6 separate regions of the Mus musculus genome follow, and all the other regions are linked to region 3. A link is a loop called in an ENCODE intact Hi-C map of the cell type or tissue named here. Cell type or tissue: gastrocnemius. All regions are shown on one strand.

The links. Peaks named below come from ENCODE experiments on the same cell type or tissue, not always from the same donor. Only the 100,000 strongest peaks of a DNase experiment are listed, where the experiment ranks them.
Region 1: it touches region 3 in a loop (5-fold over the local background); 5 of 42 quality-filtered maps call a loop at or near these places.
Region 2: it touches region 3 in a loop (2.0-fold over the local background); 4 of 42 quality-filtered maps call a loop at or near these places.
Region 4: it touches region 3 in a loop (2.9-fold over the local background); 5 of 42 quality-filtered maps call a loop at or near these places.
Region 5: it touches region 3 in a loop (2.9-fold over the local background); 4 of 42 quality-filtered maps call a loop at or near these places.
Region 6: a loop joins it to region 3, with 2.6 times the contacts of the local background. A loop is called at or near these places in 11 of 42 quality-filtered maps.

What each region holds. Positions count from the first base shown.
Region 1 is chr8:13,205,979-13,210,978 of GRCm38, forward strand. No RefSeq gene overlaps it. Among named protein-coding and RNA genes, the nearest start is that of 2810030D12Rik, 7.7 kb to the left of the region's middle. In gastrocnemius, a CTCF peak has its summit at 2,801 (motif pointing left); a DNase peak (open chromatin) is centred at 3,767; H3K4me3 peaks cover 925 bases; H3K27ac peaks cover 4,695 bases.
Region 2 is chr8:12,675,321-12,680,320 of GRCm38, forward strand. 4931415C17Rik (RIKEN cDNA 4931415C17 gene) reads left to right here. Exons shown (of 2, transcript NR_166502.1): 2 at 2,254-3,905. Among named protein-coding and RNA genes, the nearest start is that of 4931415C17Rik, 5.4 kb to the left of the region's middle. In gastrocnemius, a CTCF peak has its summit at 2,431 (motif pointing left); a DNase peak (open chromatin) is centred at 2,409.
Region 3 is chr8:13,103,027-13,108,026 of GRCm38, forward strand. Pcid2 (PCI domain containing 2) reads right to left here and starts at 2,317. Exons shown (of 14, transcript NM_178708.3): 1 at 1,749-2,317. The coding sequence starts at 1,784. Cul4a (cullin 4A) reads left to right here and starts at 2,597. Exons shown (of 20, transcript NM_146207.3): 1 at 2,597-2,877; 2 at 3,168-3,283. The coding sequence starts at 2,730. In gastrocnemius, CTCF peaks have their summits at 1,842 and 2,455; DNase peaks (open chromatin) are centred at 1,877, 2,560 and 3,025; H3K4me3 peaks cover 3,418 bases; H3K27ac peaks cover 2,746 bases.
Region 4 is chr8:13,211,982-13,216,981 of GRCm38, forward strand. No RefSeq gene overlaps it. Among named protein-coding and RNA genes, the nearest start is that of 2810030D12Rik, 14 kb to the left of the region's middle. In gastrocnemius, a CTCF peak has its summit at 2,135 (motif pointing left); DNase peaks (open chromatin) are centred at 1,160 and 2,109; H3K4me3 peaks cover 525 bases; H3K27ac peaks cover 3,256 bases.
Region 5 is chr8:12,752,568-12,757,567 of GRCm38, forward strand. It overlaps Atp11a (ATPase, class VI, type 11A), which reads left to right and starts at 4,449. Exons shown (of 30, transcript NM_001293667.1): 1 at 4,449-4,785. The coding sequence starts at 4,747. Gm33587 (a long non-coding RNA gene) reads right to left here and starts at 4,329. Exons shown (of 3, transcript XR_378725.3): 1 at 4,120-4,329; 2 at 1,938-2,092; 3 at 1,256-1,592. In gastrocnemius, a CTCF peak has its summit at 2,903; DNase peaks (open chromatin) are centred at 1,747, 4,458 and 4,906; H3K4me3 peaks cover 1,174 bases; H3K27ac peaks cover 1,997 bases.
Region 6 is chr8:12,993,665-12,998,664 of GRCm38, forward strand. Mcf2l (mcf.2 transforming sequence-like) reads left to right here. Exons shown (of 31, transcript NM_178076.4): 5 at 165-284; 6 at 2,946-3,062; 7 at 3,582-3,731; 8 at 4,705-4,829. Among named protein-coding and RNA genes, the nearest start is that of F7, 30 kb to the right of the region's middle. In gastrocnemius, no CTCF peak of the experiment used is centred here; a DNase peak (open chromatin) is centred at 2,020; H3K4me3 peaks cover 1,121 bases; H3K27ac peaks cover 1,857 bases.

The DNA.
Region 1 (5,000 bases), 100 kb after region 3:
AGGGTCTTAGGAAGGACTGGCTTAGCTCAGCCAGACCTGTGAGAGTGACTTCAACAGGTCACTTGACTTACAGGAGAAAGCAGGGTGGCAGCATGACCAACCTCAGGTCCCCATGCCTTTGAGCTGGCGACTTCATCCCTGTGAGATCCTGAAGTCTGGGGCTGGAGAGATGGCTCAGGGGTTAAGAGCACTGAAAGAGGCACTGACTGCTCTTCCAAAGGTCCTGAGTTCAAATCCCAGCAACCACATGGTGGCTCACAACCATCCATAATGAGATCTGACAAGCCCTCTTGTTGTGTCTGAAGACAGTTACAGTGTACTTACATATAATAAATAATTCTATAAAAAAAAAGAGAGAGAGATCCTGAAGTCACCGAATGTAGAGTCACCTGAGCAGATGCAAAAGGCACTCCCAGCGCCTGGCAGCCCATCCCCTGAGATTGTATCCAAGGGAACTTTAAAGAAAGCAAACAGGTTTAGGGTGGTGAATGGGTGGGGCTTGGGGAAGCTGGGTGGGTCCAGACCTGCCAGTTCCCTGAATGGATCTCCGAAGGGTCATCATGAAGCTGGGGACTGGCTCCAAATGCAGCTTGTAAAACAGAGTGTGTGTTAGTCATATAAAATAATGGGTTTCCTTCTGACATCACCGTGCACGTGCTTTATAACCTACTGGCCCAGAGCTGACCCCCATCCTTGTAGGCAGAGCCTACTCCCATCAGCCTCTTGTGGCCTGATTATCTCTGTGGGGAGGTTAGCAAGTAGGAGACAAGCATCTGTCCCTTTTAAGGACACCACACTGTTTTTTACCATATTCTTCCCTGGGTGGAATTGCCTTGACAGCATTCTGAAGGCCCTTGAGAGAGATTAGAGATGAAAGTCTCTGAAGCTGCTAATCCCATGATTTGGGAGGCAGAGGCAGGGGAATTACTAGTTTGAGAGGAGTATGAGTAAGATTTTGTCTGGGGATTGGGAGAAGAGGAGTGGAAGGGGGAAGGAGGAGGAAGAAGGAAGGAGAGAGAAGAGGGGGAGGGGAGGGGAGAGGGGGAGGGGAAGGAGGCAGGGGTGGGGAGAGGAGTAGGAAAAGAAAAAGCTAGGCAGACAACCTATTGACAATTCCCTGGGGGACAGAAGACCTCTCTGGTTCAGAGTTTGGGTCACTGTGGTTCTCCACCTCTGGACAGCATGACCAGACAGAACACAGCCCTGTCATGGAAAGCCAAAGGAAAAGCACATTTCCCTAGCAGTCCTGTGGAAGGACTGTCATCCAGATATTCCCACCACACACCCTGCCTCTCCTCCCATGGCTTCAGGATAACGAGATGATATTGTTTCTTTTTTCTTTTTGACTTCTACATTTCATGTAAATGTATGCCTATCTCAATTAGGTTTTGACAGTTCTTGGGGAATATGCACGAAATTTCCCAGAAAGGAGTTGCTTTTTCAAGTTGAACCTTCTGCGAGGAGACTGATCAACCAATGTGGAGAGGTTGGAATGTTGCAAGTTCAGAGCCAACTTATCTCAGGCCATCTTTAATCTCTCCTGACAGTCCTCGAAGCTATGTGACAGAGGTGGAGCACCTGGAATGCATAGAGAACCAGGTTCCCTTTGGAAAATATTCACTCGCTTCCACCAGCCCAAACCCGAAGGTACCATCAGTACGTGAGGCCTACAACAGGGTTCTCTGTTTTCCTGTAGCCAGCCTCTCTGATGCTCCCAACAATGTATTTGAAAAGCACCTTGATTCATTTTTATTTATTTATGACTTTATTCCATTACTAGAGAAACTTCGTAAAACTGCTTCCACACTGTTAACCCAGAATTTAGGGGAAACTAACTCTCTCTGGGTTCCATGGTCACGGCCATGGTCACTCACATTTATCTCCAAAATAAACGTCTCTTATCTTCTCTGAGAGAGGGAGAGAGAGAGAGAAAGTGTTATGGTTTTGATTTGATAGGAGTTTGAGGCCAGCCTGGGTTTGAGACATGAGGTCCTGTCTCAAAATAAAGAGAAATAATAAAAATTAAAACAGAGCCAGCAAGTAGGCTCAGGAGGTTAAAAAACCAAATGTTCACATAACCTCATGGCCTGAGCCCCATCCCCAGAGCCCGTGTAAATAAGCCAGATACAATGGCTGACATCTGTAACCCCAGCAGCTCTATGTCAAGACGAAAGATGGAGACAGAAGCTCTTGGGCCAGCTTACCTGGAGCACACTACATGCCAGAAACAAGAAGGGAAACCCTGCCCCAAAACCAGTGGAAGAAGAGAATCGACTCTTGAAAGTGGTCCTCTGACCTTCACACACACAGTGTGGCACTCATACACCCACACTCACACGAGCACACACATGTGCACACACAGTGATAATAAAATGTTAAAATAGACCAGTATAGCTAGTCATGGCGGCTCATGACTAGATCACGTATAGATCAGGTATAGCTAGTCATGCCTGGACTAGGGATGCTGAGGCAGAAGGATTATGAATTTGAGGCCAGCCTGGGCTATATAGGAGTTCATGGCCAACCTGGGCCACCTAGTGAGACTATATCTTGAAGAAGAGGAGGGGCTGGCTCAGTGGTTAAGAGCACCAACTGCTCTTTCAGAGGTCCTGAGTTCAATTCCCAGCAACCACATGGTGGCTCACAACCATCTATAATGGGATCTGATGCCTTCTTCTGGTTCTGGTGTGTTTGAAAATAGCTACAGTATACTCATGTACATAAAATAAATAATTCAGAGAGAGAGAGAGAGAGAGAGAATTGAAGGAGCAGGGTACAGGCTTTGACTGCCACCTTCTGGGTGTGAGCAGCCAGCCTTGGCAGTGTCTGTTTAGACACAGGAACAGTGGGACCATCTAGGGACAACAGTGCCTCTGGCTTTCTTGCCCTGCTGCAGAACAGTGACTAAGCACATTTGGAGACTGTGGTCCCTGTAAGGAAATGCTACTTCTGAGATACCTAAATATGAAAACTAATAGGTTGCAGTATTTATCAGCCTTGGAAATGAGACACTGAGAAAGGCTTGGTCCAGCTTCCAGGGTTGGGTCTATGTCTTGGTGGGTTTAACGGAATCCTGGGTGGTGTCAGGCCTCCGGAAAATGCAGAATTGTCAGCCTCACCCTGTTCCTTGAAGAAGTCACCTGCTCCTCCCCACAGGGAACATCTGTGCCAAGAGGCTCCTCCCCCATGGAGAATGCGACTCTCCCTGCCTCTCCCCTGTCAGCTGGCCAGAGCAGCCTGGAGAGCATCCGTCAGCTTGCCAGCTGCACGCCTGCCCTTCTTTCTCAATCTAGCTTAAGTTTAATTTAATATTTTTGATTTGCATAGAAAGTAACAGGTGCCCTCGTGACATTTTTCAAACATGCTTGCTTTTGGTTGACCAACCTCTCCCCCTGCTCCTGCCCATCTCCCTGATTTGGGTTTATTTCTTTGTTTTACATTCATTTGTGTTATTATTTATTGTGTGCCTGTGTGCACATATACATGCACAGGTGCACATGCATGTTCTTGCACACACACATGTGGAAGTCAGAGGGCAGCTCCCTGGAGACAGTTCTCTTATCCAACAATCTCTTCCACAGTGTGGGGTTCAGGTATTGAACTCAGATAGTCAGACTACATAGCCCTGGCTGGTTTCACACTTCTGGTGATTCTCCGGCTTCAGACTCTTGGATGCTGGGATTACAAGCATGCACCTATAGCAAGCCATGCCCTCCCTGTGCATTAGCATCTGGTACATAATCTTGGGGACTGGTGTGTCGTAAACACACACGTCAAGCACAGCGGGCAGCTTGGCCATTTGTCAAGTAGCAGCCTGGTGTCTTTGTGGCGTAGACTGGAGGTGGCACTGGGAAGCCAGGGACTAACCCTGAATGAAGCTGACTTAATTAGGGTTCTTGTTCTTGATGTAAGGTCAAAGCAAGAAGCTCAGATGCCCATAAAGGGTGGCCTGCACTCCAGTGGGGACTAACCTCACAAGTTCTGAGCACTGGGACTCTGGCCTGTTTATTTTTAGAAGCTGTTGACATTTATCAACAGCCAGTTCCACCCCTGCCACTCCTTAAGCCAAAGCCTTACTTACAGCTGTCTGAAAGCATAGGCAAAAGACAGTGTTGGCTCCCAGCCTCTCCCACCCCTACTGAATCCTGTCCACCAATGTCAGGGCTGCACTGTGTTTTGTTTGTTTGTTTGTTTTTATTTTTATTAATTTTTAAATATTATTTTTTTCCATTTTTTATTAGGTATTTAGCTCATTTACATTTCCAATGCTATACCAAAAGTCCCCCATACCCACCCACCCCCACTCCCCTACCCACCCACTCCCTCTTTTTGGCCCTGGCGTTCCCCTGTAGTGGGGCATATAAAGTTTGCGTGTCCAATGGGCCTCTCTTTCCAGTGATGGCCGACTAGGCCATCTTTTGATACATATGCAGCTAGAGTTAAGAGCTCCGGGGTACTGGTTATTTAAATATTATTTATTTATTTATTATTATTTATATGCGTACACTATAGCTGACTTTAGATACACCCCAGAGCTTGAGCTATGAGCCACTCCACATGGGTGCTGGGATTCCACCTCCAGCCCGGTTGACTGAGCAGTCCTTTAGCGGCTGATCCATCTTCCCAGCCCATACCCTCTTAAAGCTGGCAGAGTACAAACAACAGCTTTGGGATCGTCCTGAGTGTGGACTAAAGACTGGCTCAATAGCTGCGCATCCATCCCCACCATCCCCTTCTTCCCACAGCACAGCTCGGCTTCCTGCTCTGCACAGGCACTGCCACTCCTGTGTGCTGTCTGTCCATCCAGATGCCTCACCTGATAGAACCCTGCTCACTTTCCTCTGTGTTTTTTTATTTCCTTCATCTTCTGTCATCAAGGGTGATGGGAGTGTAGGTCCCAGGGTGTGAACATGGTTTTGTTACTTTTTGTTTCAGCGTGGACACAGTTTTGTTACTTTTGTCTCAGGCGCTTCACCAGATGCACTCGGGCTGTTCCATTT
Region 2 (5,000 bases), 430 kb before region 3:
CCAGAGGTCCTGAGTTCAAATCCCAGCAACCACATGGTGGCTCACAACCATCTGTAATGAGATCTTATGCCCTCTTCTGCTGTGTCTGAAGATAGCTACAGTGTACTTACATATAATAATAAATAAATAAATCTTTTTTTAAAAAAAAAAGAGCAAAAAAGGCTGACCTAAGCAAGATGGCTTTTACAGAGACCATCTACTCAGCAGACTCAGCCCTGTTAGTCCCACATGGTAGAGACAGTACCTTAAAGTCTCATGCACCCCATAAAATGCTGACTGGCAAGAAAACTAGGACCTCAGCAGGACACTAGACTCAAGGGAGACATAAGACTCATTTGACTGTGTTCCTAGCCCACTCAAGGGTCTGTCAATGCAGAATGAAGTCCCTCCAGGCTCTGCCTCAGTCAAGACATGTAAGTTCACATAAGCTGAGCAGACATAGGGAAGACCCGAGAAGCCAGGTATAAAAGTCAGGTGAGAGTATAAGATGAGTGGAAAGAGTAGTCACCCAACACAAGGCAGTTTTCTGGACACAGTTTGAGTCCAGAAAAAAATAAGTGCAAACTTGCAAACATATGGAGAAATAATAGCAGGGGCAGTAGGGGTGGGGGGCTCAGGCCAAAGGCACAGAAATGGGCACTGAGGGCAGAACCATGGGAGAAAGGTACACTTCAGGTAAGCATACCGGTCCTCACATACACAAAGGGCCAACGAGGCAGTGAACACAAGAGCGCAGTGAGGACCCATGGGAGCCTGGCAGGCCGGGTTTGAACCCATGGACTGATGGAGGGAGAGAACCGGCCACATAAAGTTGTCAAGTTGTCGTCTGACCTCCACACACGCCTTGTTGCATGCACACATCTGTACTCTGAGTTCTGACTGGTCAACATAAAAAAAATCAGTGATTTTGAGAAAAGTGGCAGACCTCACCTCGTGCCTCCAGAGATGAACATCTGCAGAGATCATCCAGTACTCTGCATGAGAGATTTCTCTGTCTCTCCCTCCCCCTGCCATCTGCTTATTTAGTCAATAGCTTGTGGGTGTTAGTGTAATAGCTATTTTCTCAAACTATAACTGAACACCCAGGAAGCTTCAGGAAGAATGTATTCCAGCCAGCAGTTTGAGAGTACAGTCCACTACCATGTCAGGGAAAGAGTCAGGGCTGCAGCCAGAGCACAAGGCCATCTGCTCACATTTCAGTCCACCAGGAAACAGGACATGAAGTAGGGCCAACGCACCCAGAGTCCTGTTCTTTCCAGTGAGGCCTCATGTCCCGGTGTTTCCATAGTCTTCCAAGGTAGTACTACCAGCAGCCAGTGTGGAAGCCAGGACTACGGGGAGCAGCCCTGCACTACATGTGCCATTGGTCACTGATTCCCCTTCCCTATCAACAGCACTGGAAAGTGGAGGGAAAGTGCGCAGCTAGGCAAGCTGATTCCTGCATTGCTATAATCCTGCTGTGTGGCTGTCACAGAACTGCGTAAGCACCCTGAAACATAACTAACCGAGCTGTAGTATGGCCACCACCAGAACTGTGGCAGTAAATCTAAGACCTCCTAAACAGCTATGGGAAGTGCATTCTAACAATCTGAACCTCCACTTTTGAATGCATTGCTTCGTGAGGAAAACCTACAGGTGAGACCATTTCTCTCAGCAATATGGAAACATTGGCCTTATCACATTGGACCTGCCTGTAGGGAGTGAAGGCATTGCTGGAGTTCCTGTTACGGCAGAGCTCGGCTTCTTCAATTGGCCAGATTACCATGATCACCACAGTACAGCACAGCACAGCACACCTAATGGGGACTGCGCCACAAAAATAAAACTTAGCAACAGAGTTTAATTCTAAAGCCCGCATTGAAGTCATGATAGACTATAAGATACAGTTGCGCTTCTCATTGTAACACATTAATAAATTAGAAGATTGATTTAAAAAACAAAACAAAAACAAACCCTCACCAGGTAACCTCACGGTGACCCAGAGCTATGGGTGCTGCTCAGAGTTCAAAAAACAAAAACATGTGATCCTCCCAAAGCCCCCTGGGTGCTTCGAGTGAGTGTAAGTTCCCTGTAGCTCTTTTTCGAGCTCCTGTGTCTAGCCTTGCCATGATCAGAACTATTTTTGAAAAGATGTCCTTTACTATAGTTCCTGCAGGGAAACCCCACACTCCGGTTACAACAGGTCCCTACGGGGTGGGCGAGGTGCCAGAAAAAATCTGCCTGTGGTCCAGTCTTCTTTTGTCTCATCTCCAGGCTACACCAGAAGAGAGGGAGACTGGCCTGCGCCTTTTGGAACCTAAGGTGTTGCACCTGGGCGCACCCTACCTGAGGAGGTTCAACTATGCATCATTCTGCCTACTTCATACAGGTGGCTGAGGCTGGAGGCGGATGCTCGGAGCACTGATCCATCCATTAGCTGGCCTGTGCTGCCCTCTGCCGGCCAGTGGGGTTTAACAGCCACCCTAAGCCGAGAGAGACCTGGAATTGGAGCCAGCTGACTGCTTTGAGAGAAAACCTGTTAGGAATGGACTTTTGAGGGCGTTCCCTTTCCTGTGCAAGTGAGTTTTGGTCCTACAGAGGAAGGGTAAAGCTGGGAAAGTGGCTTGTTTTCATAAAGTCTGTGAGGCGCTTCCACTCAGGTGCCGAAAGGGAGATCAGGAGGTAGCAGTGTTCCAAGAAGCCCTCTAACCAACGATTTCCAATCTTCCCACCGGTGGCAAAACTCCCAGAGGGCACAGTTTCAAGATTCAGTTTTTCCACCTTTAAAACGGAGACGAATGTGACCTTGCAGGATTTTGAGAGGGTGAGGATTTCTGTAAAGTGCCAGTGAGGTGTGCAAGCCCTGTCCCTGTGTAAGTGTAGCTGCCAAGCCTCATCAAAGAAGGTTCTCTTTACACCTAACAGAGACCGTCCCAGAAGACAGCTCGATACAATGCAAGATCACCAGATCCCAACAGATACATCTGCATCACAGCTCCTGCATCCACGGCCGAGGGAACTTGGAGGAAGTAGGCGTGGGAAGATTGTAAGAGCCTGTATACCAAGAAGTCTGCCGTGAGCATCTCTCCTGGAAATGGCTGCATAAACTAGACCGAAGCAGTGGCATATCTGATGGACATGTTAACGTGGAAGGGAGAGGTTTTCTTGGGGTTCCACCCCTAGACAAAGACCTACAGGCCACTAGTGGCTGCTGGGAGAGAGAGTTAGCTACTCCCAGAGATGGACCCCTTTATTTGTTGCACAATGCAGAGTGGTCAGCCTTGAAACCATATACAGCAGCAAAAGGAACAGGCTTAGCAGGTTGTATTTACATATAATTGTGAATACACATACATACTAATCTATAGATGTATGTGAAAATAATTTTTAAAGAAGGGTACTTAACTTGAGCACTGGGGCTTGAGAGGGACTGGAGGACAGAGATCTGGCAGGGGCTGGAAGAAAGTGAGGGGAGCGATGTAATTCTATTGTTAAAATGTATTTTTTAAGTGCCTGTGAGGGGCTGGAGACATGGCTCAGCAGTTAAGAATGCTGAATTCTCCTGCAGATGACTAGGTTCAGTTCTGAACACTCGCATGCCAGCTCACAACCATCTATCTGTAACTCCACATCCAGGGATCTGACCCTTCTGACTTCAGTGGCTCCCAGATGCCCAAAGTACACACACATACACATACAAATAGAATCGGTATATAATTAAGAGTGCCTGCAGACACCTAGAAATGGCAGCTGTGAAGAAGGACATGTAATTTTCACTAAATGTCAGGATGAGAAATTTATCAAGATTCTGTTACAGGTTTTCAGGGTCAAAGCCTGGGTGCTGAAAGTCTAAACTTGACTGTTTATGCACAGTATGTTTGTGCTGTGCCCTGTATGTCAATTAAAGATACAAGCAATAATAAAAATCAGAGAACATTTTATTGAGTGTGTCCACATGGGAAAGAGAAGAAAGGGCCCAGTGACACTCAAGTGTACTTCTGGATTCTGACAGGAGGCTTAAACAGGCAGGGGTGTTCCTGACTACACAGTCCTGGCCAAGGTGTGGTCCTGCTCCTCACTGGCCCGGCATTGTCTAAGCTCCAGTCTCTCCGGTAAGGTGCCCTGACAAGCAGGAACTCTGGGAGGTCTCCTTCTGAGAGGCAGGCTCCTCCCCTGGATGCCGCCAAGGCTTTATGCTTTCCTCTCCCCCAGAGGGATCCCTGAGGAAATGTTCTTGAGGTTCATGATTTAAACCATCAGATACTCACAGGAGTAGGCCTAAGTGTTTGTTCAGAACGTTGTCTCTCCTATCAGGATGGTTATAATTCCCTCAGGCTCATCTCATCACACCGTGTTCATTTCAAAACAAAATCTAGGGGACCTGGAGAGATGTTTCAGTGGCTAAGAGCAACTACTGCTTTCCCAGAGGACCCAAGTTAGGTGCCCTGCACCCATGTCAGGCTCACGGCTGCCGGTAACTGCAGATCCAGCACCCTCTCTGGCCTCTAAACACACTTGCACTTAATATACTCATACACCTCACACAGACAGGTAACTTAGGATACAGCAAAAAAAAGTTTAAAGAAAGGAACATCATTTATCAACACATGGATAGCTGTTACACCATTTCCTGTATTAAAAATGGATCAAAGATAACCTAAAATTTAGCCAAGAACCTGCAGGGGTGACCTGACTTTAATAGTGGGCTCAGCGAGGTCTGGCTGGGTGATCGCTCACAGTCTCAGCCAGGAAAGCTAGTCTTGTCCACAAGTCCTGGAGCTTTCAATAGTCACAAATTACAATGACATTGTCTTCGTCAGGATTTCAGTTGCTGTGATGAGACACCATGACCAGAGGAACTTGGAGACGAAAGGGTTAATTCAGCTTACGCTTCCACGTCACAGTCCATCACTGAAGGAAGTCAGGACAGGAGCTCAAATAGGGCAGGAACCAGAGCTGATGCAGTGGCCCTAGGTGGCATGCTGCTTACTGACTTGTTCCCCATGGCTGCCTTAGCCTGC
Region 3 (5,000 bases):
GAGCTGAAGGGGTCTGCAGCCCCATAGGAGGAACAACAATATGAACTAACCAGCAACCCCAGAGCTCCCAGGGACTAAACCACCAAAGAAAACACATGGTGGGACTCATGGCTCCAGCTGCATATGTAGCAGAGGATGGCCTAGTCAGTTATCAATGGGAGGAGAGGCCCTTGGTCCTGTGAAGGCTCTATGGCCCAGTGTAGGGGAAGGCCAGGGCCAGGAAGCCAGTGTGGGTGGGTTGGTGAGCAGGGGGAGAGGGAAAGGGGATGGGAATTTTCAGAAGGGAAACCAGGAAAGAGGACAACATTTGGAATGTAAATAAAGCAAATATCTACTGAAAAACAAAAAAACAAAAAATGTGCAAAACATTGGAAAATTAAAAGTTACATGCATCAGTGTCAAAGTTCTCAGGCTACTAAATGCATTGTGGTTACAGTGAATGTCCTTGTTCTTAGGGCTACGATGTCTGTGATGTTCTTTGGCTGTGGGTTCTGAATTAGAGGTAATTTATTACTGTTAACCTTAGGAAATGGAGTAAAGTTTCCTTCTAGTTTGACCTTGAAGAAAAGTGGACCTCACTCCTTGCTGTAAGGAGTAGACTCCTCAAGCTCCACGTTTCTCTCTTTGAAACATATGCAGGCTCCCCTTGCAGGCCATCAAAACATCACTATGGACTTGGGATAACCCGGAAGCAGCACAAGCATGCTGATGCCATGCCATTCCCTGTGACAGGAAAGAAAGACCTTTATTCCTGGCTCAAGCAGTCACAAGAGTAACAGGCTACTCTTAACCTTATTAACACCGGTAAGGATGGCAAAATTCAACCAACCTGACCCCAACAGCTTCTGGGAAATCAGCACAGGAATCATGGGGAAAGAGAGACAAGCAATTTGTTAACAGGTAGCCACTGGCCAAGGCTATTGCCAGTGTGTTGAAATAAAGACTGGTCTTTTGGCCAACAATGAGATCACTAAGGTTCAAGCGTGATCTCCAGAATTAGCATCTTGCTAAGTGTTAAACATGTGCACTGTAGAGCCAGTCTCTGATGCTTCTGAGCTGGGAAGACTTGGGTTAGCCGCCTACGGAGCTCTTCAAGGAGGGCCTTGTGATGGAATCAAAGAGAATACATATGCACACGCAGCACCGACAATAGTGCCGCTACTTAAGAAGCACACAAGTACTGCTTCTAGTACTGTAGTACCCAAAACTGAGCTGTTTGGGACAGGAAAAGGGGGCTTTGGTAATAGAGCTAAGCGCAAATCCAAGGTTCATAAGCAGCCATGAGCAGCAAGTGTAGTCAGTTAAAACGTTCATCAGTCTTCCCTATCTGGCTGCCCCTTGCACCAGGTGTGTTGCCTAGTGGGATTCACATCTTCAACACCCTAGAAGACGCAATCACGGCCCTCCACCCGGATGCAACAGTGTTTGCCTGTGCCACTCCCAGGCTTTAAGTAAAGCCTTGATGGGCACCGCTGCCAAGAGACACAACGTGCTTCGTGCGGACAGCAGCGCTGACTACACAGACAACCGTTTCTACAAGTGGCCCCGATCTTGCTACCTCCACCTCGGATCCTCCTCCTCCTGGTCCACCGGGCAGCACCTGCAACTTCCGAACAAGGCAGGCTGCCCACCGCGTGCAGCACACCCTCCTCGCCTCGAGGCCAGCCGCAGGACCCCCGGCACCGTCCGACCCGGCCCCAGGACTCACCCCTCGTGGCCCGTAGGCCAGGATACCAAGCGAAACCCACCTGCTGTAGGTACTGGTTAATGGTGATGTGCGCCATAGCGGCGGCCGCGGGTGTTGAGTGCCTCACTTCCGGCGCAGGTCCGTTTCCGCTCCTTGTCCCCACACGGTAACCTCTGCACGTTGGTTCCGGAGCGGGTGAAGGTGGAGCGAGCCGAGCCGAGCCGAGCCGAGCCGGTGGTGAGAGCACTTCTTTGGGGGCAGCTGTCAGCGCGGTCGCCGGGACGCCTCGGGTGCGGCGGGGGCGCGCGCGAGGGCGGAGGACTGACGTGGAGGAGTTCCCAACCGACTTGGGAACGTGTCCCTGGTCACGTCGGTGTGCTAGCGACCCGATTCCTCGCACCCCTCTCCCATGAGGGTGACCCGATCCCCAACCCTCCGTGTGCAGAGGCGCTCCTGACTCTCCCGGAACCAAAGTCCAGAGCCCACTGGGAAGGCGTCCCGCGCACTCCTAGGATGTGTTCCTGAGTCCTCCCACATCTCACACTGGGGCACCCCAGATAAATGGGTGCAGAGCATCCCGTCCCCAACCCCTCGGCGCGCTAGCGCACGGAGCAGCATCCCTGAGCATCCTAGGTGTAAGGTGATCCAGGAGGCAAGGTTGCCGGGTGCTTTTATCCACTCAAGTCCTCGCCGGGGTGTCCTCGTCACGGCCCTCGACGTGACGTGGGGCGGCGAGCTCCGGAGCCCTCGGTGCAGGTGTCACGGCGCCCTCTCGCGAGCATTCGTTGTAGAACGCCTGCGAGTCCCCGAGCCCTCCTTGGGCGGAGTTCGCGCATAGGAGGAGGAGCCGGATCGTTCCGGTGCGCGCCGCGGCGGTTGGGCCTCGGGCGCGCGGACCCGGCCGCGAGCAGAAAGAGGAGGAGCCGAGCGCTCACGGGCGGAGCCCGACAGCAGCAGGAGGAGGAGCCGGGCGCGCACGGAGCGGGCGCAGGGCAGGAGGAGGAGCCGGGCGGCGCGGGGCGGGGCGGCGTCCGGCCCAGCCATGGCGGACGAGGGCCCTCGGAAGGGCAGCGTCTCGGCTCTCATGGGCCGCACCAACGGCCTCACCAAGCCCGCGGCGTTGGCCGGTGGCCCCGCCAAGCCGGGGGGCACGGGAGGCTCCAGGAAGCTGGTCATCAAGAACTTCCGAGGTGGGTGCGCTCCGGTGAGGAGCGAACGGGGCGGCCGGCGGGTCGCGCGCTCGGACAGGGCCTCCTGGGGCTGCCCGGCAGGCCCTGTCCCCGCGCCCCGGCCCGCCTGGTTCCCGCACTGTCCCGTCTCGGCGCCGCAACCCGACTTGTCCCTGCACCTCACGCTCCGCCACGTCCCCGCGCCCCAGCTGGCCCCGATCCCGCACCTCCTGGCTAGCCCGGCCGGGCCCTGCCTCGGTGCCCCGGCCTGTGCTGTCCCCGCGCGGCCGTTGACCCTCTCTCCCCCACAGACAGGCCGCGGCTGCCTGACAACTACACTCAGGACACGTGGCGGAAGCTTCACGAAGCGGTCAAGGCCATCCAGAGCAGCACATCCATCAGGTACAACCTGGAGGAGCTGTACCAGGTGAGCGGCGGCGAGGGCCTGCGAGCACCTGGCTGGGTTCCTCCTCCAGCAGCCACCGGGGCCAACGCTAGGGAGGCCCGCCCGTCCGCCCGCCCGCCCGGGGAGAAGCTGCGGCCCGAGCCTTCCCTAGCGGAAGCCGCGAAACCCTGGGTCAGCAGGTGTTTCTATGGATCGCCGCCCTGGATTAGTGCTGTGTGTTGAGGCTTAGACCAGGCTGCTTAGGAGGTGTACGTTTTCCCAGCGCCAGAAGAAAGGAGGTGTTTGGAGCTAAGAGGCACAGAGCCCCCAGCAGTCTTCAGTGTTATCAGAGTGCCAGTGTGTTATACATGGAACTCAGTACGGCCCCACTTGCTAGTAGGGTCCCTGGGTTGTGACACACACACCCCCTCCCCAACACACACACACTGTTTTGTAGTTTAATTATTGCAAATAAGGTTGCAGACAGATTCTGGTAGGGTTTTTGTTTTGTTTTGTTTTGTTTTTTTTTGAGACAGGGTTTCTCTGTGTTGCTCTGGCTGTCCTGGAACTCACTCTGTAGACCAGGCTGGCCTTGAACTCAGAACTCCACCTGCCTCTGCCTCCCGAGTGCTGGGATTAAAGGTGTGCGCCACCACGCCCGGCGATTCTGGTAGTTTTAACTTAAAGACAAGTTGTGTCTGCAACAGGGGGGGAAAATCATCCGAAGTACATTTTGCTGTTTCAAGCACACTTTTCTGTCATGGTTTTATACAATAACTGCTAAATATTCTGTGTTTTAGTTTGTGATAGAACAAATAATTACTTATATGTTACTTAAAAGTTACCTAAGAGGCTTGTTTTATCCTGGTTACAAACTGAGTGTATTGTAAGTTACAGAAAGCACAAGAAGAAAAGTAAGCAGTGGTACCCGAAGGAACCTGTGGCAGGCCCATCACTCCCAACCCCAAACTCCCAAATCCAAAACTTGTAGTGCACTCATGAAAAAAAGACCCACACCTGACTTCCTCTGCTGGGCCTCAGACAGAACACAGTATATGCTAAAACTGTTGAATAAAATGACCATCGAGCTAGGGCCAGCCAGATGACCCAGTAGGTAAAGCGCTGGCAGAGCCAGCTTGACAACTTGTGTTCGAACCTCAGAACCCTCAAAAAGGTGGAAGGAGAAAACTGACTGGAGACGCATCCCCAGACCTCCAGCCTCTTGACGTGACACAAGCACCCACACATACACTTGGTGTACACACACAATGATAAAACAAGGGATATGGGGTACGAGTCAGCTTTGTGTCTGTTTACACTTGATTCTCAGTACCCAGATACATCATTGTGTATGTGCAAGTATTAATCCGGAAGAAAAACATCTGAAATCCACAACACTAGTAGCCCCAAGCATTCTGGGTAAGGGACCACTGGCCGATGGTGACGGATTGGTGTATATGTGTCTGTTCTTTGTCTTAAGTTTGTGAGTTGATTGTGTATTGAAGGAGAGGATTTTATTTAAGGTTTTGTTTTTGTTTTGTTTAGACAGGGCTCACTGTGTAGCCTTGGCTATTCTAGAACTCACTGTGAACAGTCTGACTTACAGAGATCTTCCTGCCTCTGTCTCTTGGTGCTGGAATTAACATTATGCACTACTACACCCGCCTAAAGATTTGCTTTTATTTTTATTATTTTAAGTATGTGCCTATGTGTAGGTGTGCATATGAATACAGTGTTGGGGGCATGTGACATGTGCTCC
Region 4 (5,000 bases), 110 kb after region 3:
AATAAATAAATAAATAAATAAATTTTGTTGCCTGTTGCTGCTGCTGTGTTTGAGACTTTATTTTTCTGTTTTTAAAAAAGGATTTATTTATTTATTTGAGCACACTGTAGCTATTTTCAGACACACCAGAAGACGGCAACAGCTTCCATTACAGATGGTTGTGAGCCACCATGTGGTTGCTGGGAATTGAACTCAGGACCTCTGGAAGAGCAGTCAGTGCTCTTAACTGCTGAGCCATCTCTCCAGCCCTCTTTATTTTTCTTTTATGAGTGTTTTGATGCATATACATGCACCACAAGCATGAAGTACCAAAGGAGGCCAGAGGAATGCATCGGCACCCCTGGGAATGGAGTTACAGACAGTTGTAAGGCACTATATGCTGGGAACTGAGCCCAGGTCCTCTACAAGAGCAGCAAATGCTCTTGACCACAGAACTGTGTCTTAAGTACCATGCCTTTTAATTCTGGTAAATCCTCACATTCTCCTAGCAACATAGAAATATGACCTATATACAATAAAACTCACCCACTTGATGTTTCCAGTTTTCAGTGGCTCTGCTGTGTGAGCCTCAGAACAGTGTATCTTTCAATGCCCAGATGGCTGCATGACCCTAAACTCTTCCTCGTGGATGGTCGTCACACAGAGGCTTTTCAAGGGCAGAGGTGAGCATCAGCGTCCTATCCACCGGGTGCTGCGGGTGCTGTTGTTTCTGCTATCATTGAGGCTGTGCTGGGCATTACTGAGGCTGTTGGAGTACCATGGACATCGGGTCTGCACCTCAGCAGGTCCATGTTTGCTTTACTCTTCTGTCCCTTTAATCTCGTATCTCCTCAGTTCTTTGATTATTGGTGCTTTGTGGAAGTGCATGCGTGCGTGCGTGCGTGCGTGCGTGTGTGTGTGTGTGTGTGTGTGTGTGTGTGTTGTGCATTTCTTGTAGCTTCTTGCTGTGAATGGACCCATGTCTTCCTTACACATAGGAATGTTTGTCCCATAAGGCAAACTCTGCCTCTTCTCTTTTTTGTTTTGTTGCGGGCGGGGGGCGGGGGCGGGGGCGGGGGGCGGGGGGCGGGGGCGGGGGGCGGGGCGGGGGGCGGGGCGGGGGGGAGTATGTCCAGGCTTCACGCCTTGCTGGCTAGCGTCCAGGAGACCTACCTTGTCACCTAAAGAGTGAAAGCTTGAGGTCCTGCCCCGTGTTGGTAAGGAGATGCATCAGGATGACAAGCCTTTGCCACCAGAAACCCTCGGGAGTTTTTCCACGTAATGAACCTCCACGCAGGTCAATCTGAGTCTGCACTCCGCTGCTCCAGAGGAGTTGAAGAGCAAAGATGGTCACTGATCTTGTTTCCCATTTTTCTCCCAGTCAGAACCTCTGGTGGCAGAGATGTTTGTGTAGTCACATGGTGGACCCAATGCTTGTTGTTATGTCCCAGCACACGATCAGGAGTCCCCTGACCCTTCAGGCCTTCAGGAGGGGTCACCATGACCTAGCAAGCGTATCTGTTCTCCTCATTGCTCTAGCTGCCGCGTGGTACCTGCTCACTGGGGTGCTCAGTGGTTGCTGACCACAGAAAGCCCACAGATGACTATTTTCTGCCATCTGCTTCATCTGTGGTGGTTTCACCTCATCCTGCGGCCTTCTGTTGAACTCTCAGAGGCACTGAGGAGCCCTGACAGAGGGCAGGAAGTGGCTAAACGAGAGTGCTTTTCCATCCTCTCAAGGCAGAACAAAACCACAATACTCCCCTCTGCTGAAGGGGCCATTTTGGGGGCTGGGCCAGGGGCCGGAAGTATGTTCCTCCTAGAAGACAACATCAGGCCAGGGCATGGAAGGCCCAACCCCTGCCACAACCATACCAGTAGGCATTGTGCTCAGCAATGTTTTAGTGCTAAATGCAGTGTCCCATTTAGAGTTCTAGGTCTTACCCCATCTCCCTAGAAACCCAGGCAATGACCTGTGAATTTGTGTGCCATGCCTGCCCCTCCCCCATGCTCCATTCACCTCAGTTTTAGTCTGGTAAAGTCGCAGGGCCACGGAGAGTGGCAGCAGCTGGTTGTACTTGCTGGGTTTGCACAATTGCAGCTGTGCCCTGTAGCCCTGCCAATGCTGCCATCTGGAGGTTAGCAGTGCCCCCTGGTGGCGCCTGAGAATCAAGAGTCACGGGGACCTGGGTACAGAAAACTGGACAGGCACACTGATCCACCACATGACTTCAGGGCCTCCCAGTCTCTCACAATGTCCAGCACCCAGCTCAGAGAACAGAATCTAGATGTAGAGAACCCGAGGACATGGGGAAAAGTCACAGGGGAAAGGCAGAGGCAAGGGGATTTCCCACTCCCTTAGTGTCACTGGGACTGAACCATTGAAGTAGCCCTCAGCAAAATGGAGCCAAAACCCCTCTGCACAAAGGCAGGTTGCTGCCTGTAGCCCTCTGCGCTTGTATGGGAAGTGTCTCAACGCCACCACGCCCGGCTATCTCAACGCTTTCTTAGCAGGAGTCTGCACACGGATTTTCTAGCAGGCTACTACTCTGAGTTAATTAGTGATGATGCGCTTTTGGATGCATGGAGCAAGTTCCATGCCTGGCAGTGGTGGAGCATGTGCATGCTTTTAATCCTAGCACTCAGGAGGCAGAGGCGGAGGTGGAGGCAGGAGGATATCTGTGAGTTCAAGGCCAGCCTGGTCCACAGAGTGAGTTTCAGGACAGCCAGGGCTACATAGAGAAATTCTGTCTCAACCAATAACTAACTAACTAACTAACTAAATAAATAAATAAATAAATAAATAGTAAAAAATAAATAAAAAATAAAAGCTCTTATTGTCATCATAGAGTCAGCTAAACCATAGCCACAGCCACCACTCAGCAGACTAACACACAAGCGAGCAGTCCTTGGTGTGATCAGTGCTTTCTCATAATGTTTAGAAAAGTACAAAGACTTCCATTAAGAACTTTCAAACTTAAGGCTGAAGAGATGGCTCAGTGGTTAAGAGCACTGGCTACTCTTCCAAAGGACCCAGGGGTTCAATTCCAAGCATCCACATGGTAGTCTCAACTGTGTGTAATTCCAGTTACGGGGGTGGGAGGGCTGACATCCTCACAGAGACATCCATGCAGGTAGAACACCAATGTTAATAAAATAAAAGAATAAAAAGGTGAAAAAAAGAGTTTTCACAATTAAAATATATCTATAGAAAGGTTGGGTCAAGGCTCAGTGAGGGCTTTCCTCTCTGGACTAGAAGTCGCCAGATCACCCCAAGCTCTGGCCACGGGTAGGTCCTCAGCTCCTTAGGTCCTGTTACTCTCTTCACTAAGAGAAGGGCTTGTACACACAGGGGAGGGCTCCCATCCCTGGGACAGAGTCCCTTCTCATTTCAGAGTGAAGGGTCCTCCCCTTTGTACTTTATCATAGGAAGAGACTGACAGCTGACTGCTTTAGAGGGAGGGAGGGGGAGGAGGGAGGGGAGGAGGGAGGGAGAAGGAGGAGGGAGGGGAGGAGGGAAGGAGACTTTCAGTGGGCTGTGACAACTGGTATTCCCTTCACTTCTTTTCTGCCCTGCCTCCTTGAGTGTCCTGGGCTACTTAGATGTCCGGCCACATTGTATCACCACTGAAGTAGCAAGTCACCCAAGTGTGGCCTTGACACATACTAGAAGAACCTGTCCATCTCTGGCTAAGAGTTAACCTCAACAAAAGGGTTGTTAGATGATGTTAAATGTTGCTGATAAAACTGTTGGTGAGGGCTGGTGAGATGGCTCAGCGGTTAAGAGCACTGACTGTTCTTCCAGAGGTCCTGAATTCAATTCCCAGCAACCACATGGTGGCTCACAACCACCATAATCAGATCTGAAGACAGCTACAGTGTAGTTACATATAATAAAGAAATATAAAAAAAAACCTGTTGATGAGGGACTGGAGAGATGGCTCAGCCGTTAAGAGCACCAGTTCTTCCAAAGGTCCTGAGTTCAAATACCAGCAACCACATGGTGACTCACAAGCATCTGTAATGAGATCTGACACCCTCAAATGTGACACCCTGAAGTGTGTCTGAAGACAGCTACAGTGAACTCACACATAATAATAAATGAATCTTTAGGCCGAGCAAAGGTCCTGAATTCAATTCCCAGCAACCACATGATGGCTCACAACCATCTGTACAGCTACAGTGTACTCATATACATATAAGTAAATCTTTTTTTAAAAGCCCTGTTGATGATACACCTCGATTGAAAGCACGCCTTTTGCTGTTGAGATTGTCAGCCTTAGACTTGCCCCTGGAGCCCTGGCTATATTTAGGAAGCAGTGCCTGACATACATTCACTGAGCTGCGCTTATGCAGCGCCAGCTGCCCTGAGTTCTCCAAAGGAGGCCCGAGGAAGCCATATTGCAGCCACAGGCGCTCTCTGCTTATGAACTTAAGCTCTTGGAGCTGCAGCTGTAGGCCCAGCTCCAACCATTTCATCTGCGACAGACTTTATTTATGCCATTCCAACCGTCACTGAACTCTAGAGAGCCCTACAGCCTTTCTACCTACACCAGAGGAGGAGCCTTTCCTGTGCTAGCCCAGCAGAAGGCCTGTGATTGGGGCAAACACAGTCTTTTATTTGCATAGGAGGACTGCTGTGGTCAGCCAAGAGTAGTTTTTCGTTTGCACTTCGGGACTGCGCTACAGGTAATGCAAGGCCCGTAGTTTCCCTTAGAGGTTTGCTGTGATTGCCACAGAAGTCCTTTCTTTGACCATCTAAGCAAGCCGTATGGCTCAGCTGGCGAGAGCCCTTCCTAAGATGCCTTCCCTGAGGATGCAACATTAGGCTCAATAAACTGTGTTTGTCAAGTGCTCTCTTTTGTTTGCGTTTAGTAGAGCTGGCTGAGCTGATAGCAGGAAAACGGAGCAGTAGAAGCAGCAAAAGGAGAATGAGTGGTGGCCAACAGGCCCAGAACAGTGACGCTTGCTTCAATTAACAGCAGCAGCACCTACAACAGGATTCGGATACACAGGCCTGG
Region 5 (5,000 bases), 350 kb before region 3:
CCTGGCTGTCCTGGAACTCACTCTGTAGACCAGGCTGGCCTCAAACTCAGAAATCCTCCTGCCTCTGCCTCCCAAGTACTAGGATTAAAGGCGTGTGCCACCACTGCCCTGCTGGTGTACACTTTTAATCTCAACACTTGGAAGATTTGAGAGGCAGAGGCAGGTAGATTGTGAATTTGGGGCTAGCCTGAATGTGCTAGGCTTTTAAAATATTTTATTTATTTGTTAGTTTATTTATTTATTATTTTGTCAATTTGACACAGATCTAAAGGTACCTGGGAAGAGGGCATCTCAACTGAGAAACTGGCCTGCAGGTAAGTCTGTCAGGCATTTTCTTGATTGATGCTTGATGTGGAAGGGCCCAGCCCACAGGAGCAGTGCTGCCTCTGGTCAGGCCATACTGTGTGGTACAAAAAAAGCAGGCTGAACAAAGCATCAGGAGCAAGCCAGTAAGCAGTCCACAGCACAGCTCTGCTTCAGCTCCCGCCTGGAGGTCCCCACCCTGGCTTCCCTCAGTGATGGAGTGTGAGCCGAGAGTTGTAAAAATACAAACCCTTTCCTCCCCAAGCTATTTTTGGTCAGAGTGCTTGATCATAGCTACAGAAACCCTAACCAAGCCTCTGGGCTATGTGGTGAAACCCTGTCTGAGAATAAATGAGTAAACTGGTATCACCCACAAATACCCCCGAGGTACATTCCAGGGAAGTGTTGCAGAACCTGGCTGCTAGCATGATCCCAGGGGCATCCAGAGTCTGGGACCTCAGTCCACAGAGTTTGTACACAGTCACGGGAACCCTTGGATGAACTTCTGTAGACCGTAAGCTTTTCTTTTCATTGGCAGTGCTTCACGGCCTCCCTTTGTTCTTCCTGCTGAAGAAACGGCAGTCTACGTGTAATTTAATCTTTCCACAATTTGTTGAGAACCTGTACATACAAGATCCCTAGCTGTGCCAGAGTGGGAGATCGATGACTGTAGCCATCCCCAACAAAACCTTCCTCAGCAGCTCAGGGCTCAGCATGCCGTAGCTGCCAGTTTTAGAAAGCCCTGGTGGGGAATGGTTGGGACAGAGAGGGCCATCTCGGGCAAGCATCATTAAAAAGACTTCCCCAAGTGACCATCTTCTACAGGGTTAGACAAACTGCTTTGAGCAAATGAGTACATGGTCTCACTGGTGGCACGAAACTTTAGTGACTCTGAGGGGAGAAGCCATTACCTGCGACTAAAGGAGACTGAAATTAACCAAAGAAAGATAATCCAATAAGAGTTTATTCTGAAGAAGAAGATTCCAGACAAATGGTCTTGTACAGGGCCCAGGAAATAAGATGTCCTCCCATCGGACATGGCTTGCTGTCTTGGGGCAAAGCAGCTGTGGTGGCCAGAGGCTCTCATGGAAATGTGGCTTACTGGTGTTCCTTATGGAGGGAGGCAGAAGCCTATGATCTCAGTTTCTCCAGAAGAGTGTGGCCGAGCGAACGCTCTGGGGCCTCCAAACTCAGCCTTTAGTGGTTCTGTAGTGTTCATTTTGTCTCTTGAGGAACCAAGCCATTGTGTGAAGAAGCCCAGGCTAGCTCACAGAGTAGTAAGAAGCCATCTGAAAAGAATGACCTGCTCTTCCAGTAACCCCCAGTCCCCACCTCAGGGACACTGCACACGTGACTTGAGCTATGACGACATTCCTACCTTGGCAGAGCCTCCAAAAGAATATAGTAGCTTACAGATTTCCAGCCAACACCAGGGAGGGCAGAACAACCTGCCAAGTCTGGGAGAGCTGGCCAGCGCCGGCTCCCTACTGCTTCAATTGCTTGTTACACAGCACTGACTAACAGGCTCACAGAATGAGTTAGAGTTTCTGGTATTTTAACAGAGTCTTAACTTCTTTTTCACGGGTTTAAAGTTAAAGTGCTAACATCTGTTGGTAATGGAAAACCCAACTCACCTGGTATTACATTCACTCTTTACCAAGTTTCTGGTTAGCCTGGGTTAATGGGTCTATGACATCCTAGGCTCCTCTCACTTTGGTCATGCTTCTGTCCCCAGCAAGAATGCGTTCCTCTGGCTACCTCCTCTGGTCCTCTGGTGTCTGAAAAGAGACTGCAAAGCAGTAAGCAGCACCTCCAGACAACAGCATCCATTCTTAAAAGAGAAACACATGCTTTCTTTTTTGTTGGTTTTTTGTTTTTGTTTTTTGTTTGCTTTGAATCCTCCTTTTCTTTTCTTTTCTTTTCTTTTCTTTTCTTTTCTTTTCTTTTCTTTTCTTTTCTTATTAGATATTTTCTTTATTTACATTTTAAATGTTATCCCCTTTCCTGGTTTCCCCTCCGAAAACCCCCTATCCCCTGCCCCCTTCCCCTGCTCACTAACCTGCCCACTCCTACTTCCTGGCCCTGGCCTTCCTCTACACTGGGGCTTAGAACCTTCACAAGACCAAGGGCCTCTCCTCCCATTGATGACTGACTAGGCCATCCTCTGCTTACATAGGCAGCTGGAGCCATGAGTCCCACACCATGCGTTTTCTTTGATTGGTGGTTTAGTCCCAGGGAGCGCTGGGGTTACTGGTTAGTTCATATTGCTGTTCCTCCTATGGGGCTGCAAACCCCTTCAGCTCCTTGGGTCCTTTCTCTAGCTCCTTCATTGGGGACCCTGTGCTCCGTCCAATGGATGGCTGTGAGCATCCACTTCTGTATTTGTCAGGCACTGGCAGAGCCTCTCAGGAGACAGCTATATCAGGCTCCTGTCAGCAGGCTCTTGTTGGCATCCACAACATGTCTGGGGGATCCATCCCATATACAATAAACTCTCGATTTCTTAAAAGCAAGGAAACCTTCCTAAACAGCCTCCAGCATGTTCCTCTATGTGTTAATTAGCAAGTCAGCCACTTGCTAGAATGAATGGTGTCAGCTGGAGGGAGCCAGAGAGTCCTGAGCCCCACAAAGGGTGAAGGCTCAGAGGATGAAGTCACTCACTCCTGTTGCACCACCAGGGAAGTGCTTTGCTCTGTATGAAGAATAAGCTAGACACCAGGGCTCACTCCTGTGTTCCAACACTTCAGAGGCTGAGGCAGGATGTTTGTATAGAGTTTGAGACCAGCCTAGAATGAAGATTCGGTCTCAAAAATCCAAACAAGAAAAAAGAAAGGAAGGAAGGAAATGAAACATTCCTCCAAGTAGAACATTCTCTAAGGATAGATAGGAAGGCTTTATCCTGAGGCACATCTGTGCCAGGAATACCCACTGCAATTGTAATTGGCCAATAGCCTACAATTTGGCCCAGCAGTCATGGTAGGAAAGAGATAGAGCATCAGAGACACATGAACAGCCCAGTCAGGCCCACTGAGGCCAGCAGCTAGTCCCTAGACATAGAGGCCTGCTGTCCTCAAGAGTCCACACCACAGCTAGGAGTACCAATGAGCGCTGACTGCCAACTCCACCAGGCTCACAGCAAGTCCAGGAAGCCCGGAGAGAAAACCCTTTGCCCTGAGGCTGGCTGGGTGTCTGTAGCTGGTGCTCCGTGGTGAGCACTGGTGTAGAACTTAGGTAGAAAACAGGGTAGAAGGCGGTGGTGGCTCAGGAGATCAGTTTAGTCACTGGCACCATTGCCACCAGTGTCTAATCCAAACCATAGCAAAGTCAGATCTCCTCCACACCCTGTCAGAACGCTCTCAAATACATTCCTAATCCTCAGGTCTGGTGCTCCTGATCGGCCACTGCAGATCCCTCGTCTCTGGTTCTACCGTTATCAGAAGCAAAAGCAAGGGATGTGGAACCAGTAAACATTAGCTAGATTACGGCTGGGCTGGAGGTAAGGAAGGTTGTTCAGCCATGTGCCACTTCACACCTAGGCAGCAAAGAACCACCTTCCCTGGGTGCTAGCCATGGTGATACAGTTGTAAGGTAGAAGCAGGAAGCATTTGACAGGGGGCTGGACCACAAGGTAAAACCCAGGACTGTGGAGGGTCTTCCCTGAGGCCTGGTTTCTGGAAGGCAGGACAGAGACTGGGCCCCAGGAGTAGGTAGAGGTAGAGAGTAGTGAGTCATGAGAGCTGGATCAGGACGTGTTTGGTTTGGTCTCCAAGGGAGTCAGTCCCAAAAGGGGTGGTAATGTTCGCTCCCTGTAGCCACCTGAGGATCCTGTGTCTTCTGTCCACGCCACGGCAGGAGGTGTGACCCCCCCCCCCCCCCCGCAGGCCTAGGGACCCAGGCCCATGGCACTCGCCATGGAGTCCTGGGCTCACAGCCAGGCTTCCGTTTTAGAAGAGGAGTGAACGGGGCGGGGGTGGAGAAGGGGTGGATCAGCACCCGACGAGCCACGCGGGGGCGATGACAGCCCCCCCCGCCCCCCCTCCCCCAGTCCCGCAGGGAGGCGGAAGCAACAGGGCGGCGGCGACGCGCTAGGGAGTCGCGGCGCGCGCGGGGCCGGGGCGGGGGCTGCGGCGCGCGCATGCTCACACGCGCCCGTGACGCGCGGGGCGCAGCGGGGCAGAGCCGGCTCCAGAGGCGCGGCGGCCGCGGGAGGAGCAGGCGCGGAGCATCGAGCGCAGGCCGCGTCGGCCCGACGGGAGTAGCGCCGGGCGCAGGCCGCCTCCTCCGAGCCGCCTGCGCGCGGGCCGAGACCCTTGGCCGCCGCCGGCGGGGCATGAGCGCGGAGGGGCCGCGGCCGCCCCCCGCGCCGCCCAGGCCGTGACCGGGCGGGGGGCGGCTGCGCTAGCGCCCGCAGCCCAGGGGCTCGCGGAGCCGGGAGCGATAACCATGGACTGCAGTCTATTGAGGACGCTCGTGCGCAGATACGTGAGTGGCTCTCTGTGATGGGTCCGGGGTCCGGGGTCCGGGTCTGGGTCAGGGTTCAGGCCCGGAACGTCCCGCCGTCGGGTCCCCGCCGCGCTCCACCTGCGCTCGGCCAGGCCCACCCGGAAGGCAGTTGCAGCCGGGTCGATCCCGGGGTCGAGGGACATCCATCCTTATGGGGGTTGCGCTCAGCCCCAGCGGGGCGGGCCGACGCGGGG
Region 6 (5,000 bases), 110 kb before region 3:
AGAGCCTTGCTCCATATGAGTCCATTCTGAGTACTCCACACTGGGAGTGGATCACCCTTTGACAGTGTCGATGCAGAAGCCCCACTGTCAGCTGCAGTGGCAGGCCCATTGCATGGCCTAGGCCACACGTGGCAAATGCTCCAGGCCCTCCTTGTGTCTTGCAGGCATCTTTCCCAGCCAACCTGCAGCTTGTCCTTGTTCTTCGGCCCACGGGCTTTTTCCAGAGGACTCTCTCGGACATTGCCTTCAAGTTCAACAGAGATGAGTTTAAGATGAAAGTGCCGGTGAGTGCTCGCTTGAGCCGTGTCAGCAGAAGCGAGCTTTAAGTACATTCTTGGCATGTGGTAAAGTCTCACAAAGTGACCTAGCAAATAAAACCCCAGAGATTTGGTTGGAAGCAACACTGCCCCTGAGCTCTGGCAGTGGAAGCTTAGTGGGCTCCACTTCCCTTGAGCCCTGCCCCGCCCAAGCTAGTGGTCCATCCATTCAAGGCAACAGCCTTGGGTAGGTCCCAGGGGATAACTGCATCAGAATACTGTAAGTCACCTACTGTCCTATGCCAGCCCACTGTGAGGGGCACACCCCAAACATCTCAGAGAAAGGGAGGCTGGTGGAGGGCATCTGTGTGTCCTGAGGCCATGGAGGGCACCTAAGCTGCTAGCCACACATGTGCTGGACCTCAGCCAGCCGCAACCCAGCAGGGGAGTTCCTCCCTTACCTCCATGTCTCCCACCAGCATGGGTCAGCCCTTCTCATCCCCCACTGAGAAAGGACCCTCGTGGTACTCTACTCCCCTCAAAAACCAAGACCAAGATAAACCAAGATAAAGTTCCTGAAAGCACACACTTCACAGCCGTGACTCCTGGCACCCAGGAGCTGCCAGAGAGTGACCCTAGGAGTCTGGTTCTTTTTCACAAAGAGAATGGGAGCACAGGGACCATTTGCCAGGCTGTGGGACCCACACACACACACACACACACACACACACACACACACACCAGCAGTGTCACCCAGATGGCTTTTGGAAATAGAATTTGGGCTGGTCGCTGTCCACAATGCTGTCTGCTGTGTCTCGGGTTTCAGGTGGCGGATACCTTCTCTTTCCCAACTGTCTAAAGCCTCTGTCCACCCCTCACACCAGCTCCCTGACTGGCTAGAGCCCTTCAAAGCAGCAACAATGGAGGCTGGGCTCGCTACCCACCCTGCCCTGCCCCTACAGCAGTCTTCCTCAAGAATCAGAGTAATGGCTAGGGAAGAATGCTCAGCCCCCCCCAAGTCCTGAAGGGGTGACTGTGACTCTCTAAGAGTCGAGAATTGGTAGCTCCGAGAATAACTGGCCCCCAGGTCTATGGGAAGATACTCAACCCCATGTCTCATGGCATCTCTTTCTAGACAGCCCACTTCTTAGACCTAGTCAAGGACAGAACCACTCTCTGCAATTGATCACCTAGCTAGAGGTCAAGTCCTGATCCCCAAACTAGATATGGGAGACACATTCATAGCTCTTGCTACTGAGCCCCATGGATGCTGGAGTGACACTCTGCCCCTCCCCTCTTATGATCAGATGACGTCAATGTGCCTGGCCCTTCCCCACCTTCAGCAAGTAAGCCACACTAACAACAGTTTCCCTTACTTCTGAACGTGATGGGAAAATAAGGTTGAGGCCATCTATGATAGTGTGTGGTCTCTTTTATAAAACTATTTCATCGTATTATGTTAATAGGTGTTAAAATGGGTTTACAGAAACTGTCCTGGCACCAGTAAGCTCACAGACCAATCTTAGATAAATTCTAGAATTATCGGAGAATTTGGCTTTTAGAAGGTATCTGATACCTTTTCCACTTTACTGATCTCATGGCAAGAGAGCTCTGTAGAAGCACTCTGGGCTCCTCACCTTCTCTGTTATGATTGGAAATGTATCACACACACACACACACACACACACACACACACACGTACTAAGGTTAAGGATAGAGGCTTCCTTGAGTTACCCAATCCGTCTTTGGCTTACTGGCTATGAGCCAAGGTTGCTTGGCAGCATGTGGATACATTTATTAGAAGAACCAAGAGAAAATGGAGCAGCTCTGTGAGAACTCTGTTTTCCAGCTCAAACTGAGAGTCTAATGCTTTTGTATCTGGCCGTCGTACTTCAGTGGGGACCTAACATCTAGACTGCTTCTCAGCACTGGGAATGGCTCCTTGCTGGGAAACTCGGTTCCCAGCAACCCTGACTTCCGCCCAGAAGTCACCAGAGCATTTTCTCTATTGTAACAACCAGGTTGTCTCTAGACATCCCCAGTAGAGAGCCCCCGCTTTACACTGACTCAGTGTTGAATAATAGATGTCAGGGTATCAAATAACATCTGCACCGAGCCTTTGGAAGTTTATTCTGTAGTATCTGCCTGACAGCTTACAAAGCAAAGTCTTTATTTTCATCTAAAACTCATGGTAGAATGGCCTCAGAAAGGACAAGAGAAAGGTGAGGGCCAGCTACAGATGAAGAGCTTGGCTGGCTGCTGCGACCACACAAAGTAGGACCCTTTCGGAACTGTCAATCTAATGAGAGGGGAGTCTGTCTGGCTCTGCTGCTAAATTGATTCTCACCAGTGCCTAAAATGATGTTAGTGGCGTTCTCATCAGGAACCAGCATAAACTGGTTTCTTAGGAAGCAAAACTCTATTCCCTCAGCATACTGAGCTCCTTGCCAGAGAAAGTACTGCCACCCGTGGCTCATGTCCAGTGGCCTCACTGAGTCCCCACCATCTCCCAGTGAGATCTGTCAGAATGTGCCCATCGTATAGATGAGGAAACCAAGGAACAATTTGAATAAGAGGCTTGCATGGGGCCTGTCGACCAGAGGGCGGAGCTGGCCCCATTCAAGTCAGAAGCCAGAGCCACTGTGACGTCCGGGGCAGGGTGCCTGATGCTGCTCCCCTCTCTCACAGGTCATGATGCTAAGCTCAGTGCCAGAACTACACGGCTACATTGATAAGTCGCAGCTGACCGAGGACCTCGGGGGGACCCTGGACTACTGCCACTCCAGGTGGCTGTGCCACCGCACAGTGAGTGGGCCTGGGTGCTCTGCAGCCCTGTTCTCATTACTTCATAGGCCGGCAGAATAGTTTTCACATGACAACACTGCCTTTTAAAAACACGCTCACATGAAGTTCCTTCCCCAAGAATGAGGAGATGGTCTCTGTAGACCTTAGTCACTGTAAAGAGAGACCATGAGTAATGACCCTGGGTGCGGCTCTCTCTGAGCTTAGAGGGAAAAAAAACCCTGCCAAGCTCTGTGTTGTGGTCTGGACACTCACAAGTCTCCTATCAAGGAGCTGGAGGTGGACACCCTGAGTACAGAATGACCCCGGGCGACAGGGATATTTGCAAAGCCTGCCTTGTACATTTCTGAAGGAGCGTTAAGTTGAGACACTCACCAGAAGGTATTTGCTGGCACCCGTGTGTCTACAGGGCTTGGGGGCCACCCTCTCCTTTCCAAGAACAGTCATGGTGTCAGCTTTCAGAGCTGCAGGCTGCCACGGCCCTGTGCAGGATTCTGTGACCGTGTTCTCCCTCCTCCCCAGGCAATTGAAAGCTTCGCCCTGATGGTGAAGCAGACAGCCCAGATGCTGCAGGCCTTTGGGACCGAGCTGGCTGAAACAGAGCTGCCGAATGACGTCCAGTCAACCAGCCTGGTGCTCAGCGCACACACAGAGAAGAAGGCCAAAGTGAAGGTGAGTGTGGCTTGTGGGGCTGGGGTTCAGAGCAGGGCAATTTGATCCTAGACACAAGATGTCAGATGAGTTGCCACGCGGAAGGGCCAGAAGTAAATGTGTCTCTGGGGCTCTTGATAGGACACTGAGAACTGGCCATAGCCCTGTCAAAGCCCCATAGACAAGCCCTGTTAGAATGTGTGTGCGTGGATGGACAGCACCCTTGAGCCCAGAAAACCTGGGGGGCTTCAGAGTCTGTCCAAAGCCAAGACCAGAGCACTTCTCTGGTGGGTGTGCCCTGTAGGGGGCCGGGCAGCTCCAGTGTAACCAGGCAGGGCGTCTGCCAGTTCCTCTCACGGGTGACTGATGGAGTTGTGGTTGAATTTGCTGCATAAAATACCATTGTGCTACAAGCTCCCATGGCTTTCTGGGGTCAAGACATCCTGCATCACTGATGGCTTTGACATGGCAGGGTCTGGGTGGCTGTAAGCTGTCGTGTCCTGAAGATAATTCCCCATCTCTGCAAGGCATGTCTCTCACACCTTCGAAATGGCTTTTGCCTGTAAAAGGCCAGCTATAGGAGATGCGCAAAAGTCGGGTTTCCAAAAGTTGCTTTTGACCTCATCCCCGTGCCCCGAGTGACCCGAACCCTAGCTTTGCCACAGCAAGCAGCAGTGGTGCCATCCTTGCTAGTGTATGTTTTTGTTTTTAAATTAATTCTTTGAGGATCATATATAAGTATACAGTGTCCTCGACAGTTTTAAGTGCTCTGTGTGATCACCCACAGTGCACAGTGTTCCCACCCCATGCTAGCCCCACCTACTCACTGTCGAGACCTGAGCCCAGCCAGCTGGCTGCAGTGCAAACCCTGTGTTCTCTCTCTCTCTCTCTCTCTCTCTCTCTCTCTCTCTCTCTCTCTCTCTCTCTCTCTCTCTCTCTCTCTCTCTCTCTCTCCCTCTCTCCCTCTCTCTCTCTCCAACCCCCACCCCCGCAGGAAGATCTGCAGTTAGCACTGAAGGAGGGGAACAGCATCCTGGAGAGCCTCAGAGAGCCACTGGCTGAGAGCGCGGCCCACAGTGTGAACCAGGACCAGCTGGACAATCAGGCCACCGTGCAGAGGTAAGGCCCACACCTGCCTGCCCTCCCGTGCTCTGGCCAAGGTGCAAGACTTCCACAGATACATAGCCACTGTGAAAACACTCGACTACCAGCCAAAACGATTGCAACAGATCCCAAGTAGGTAGCCCTCTGGCCAGCCTCCCATGCTAAAGAAGGGGAGGGGGGAGTTCA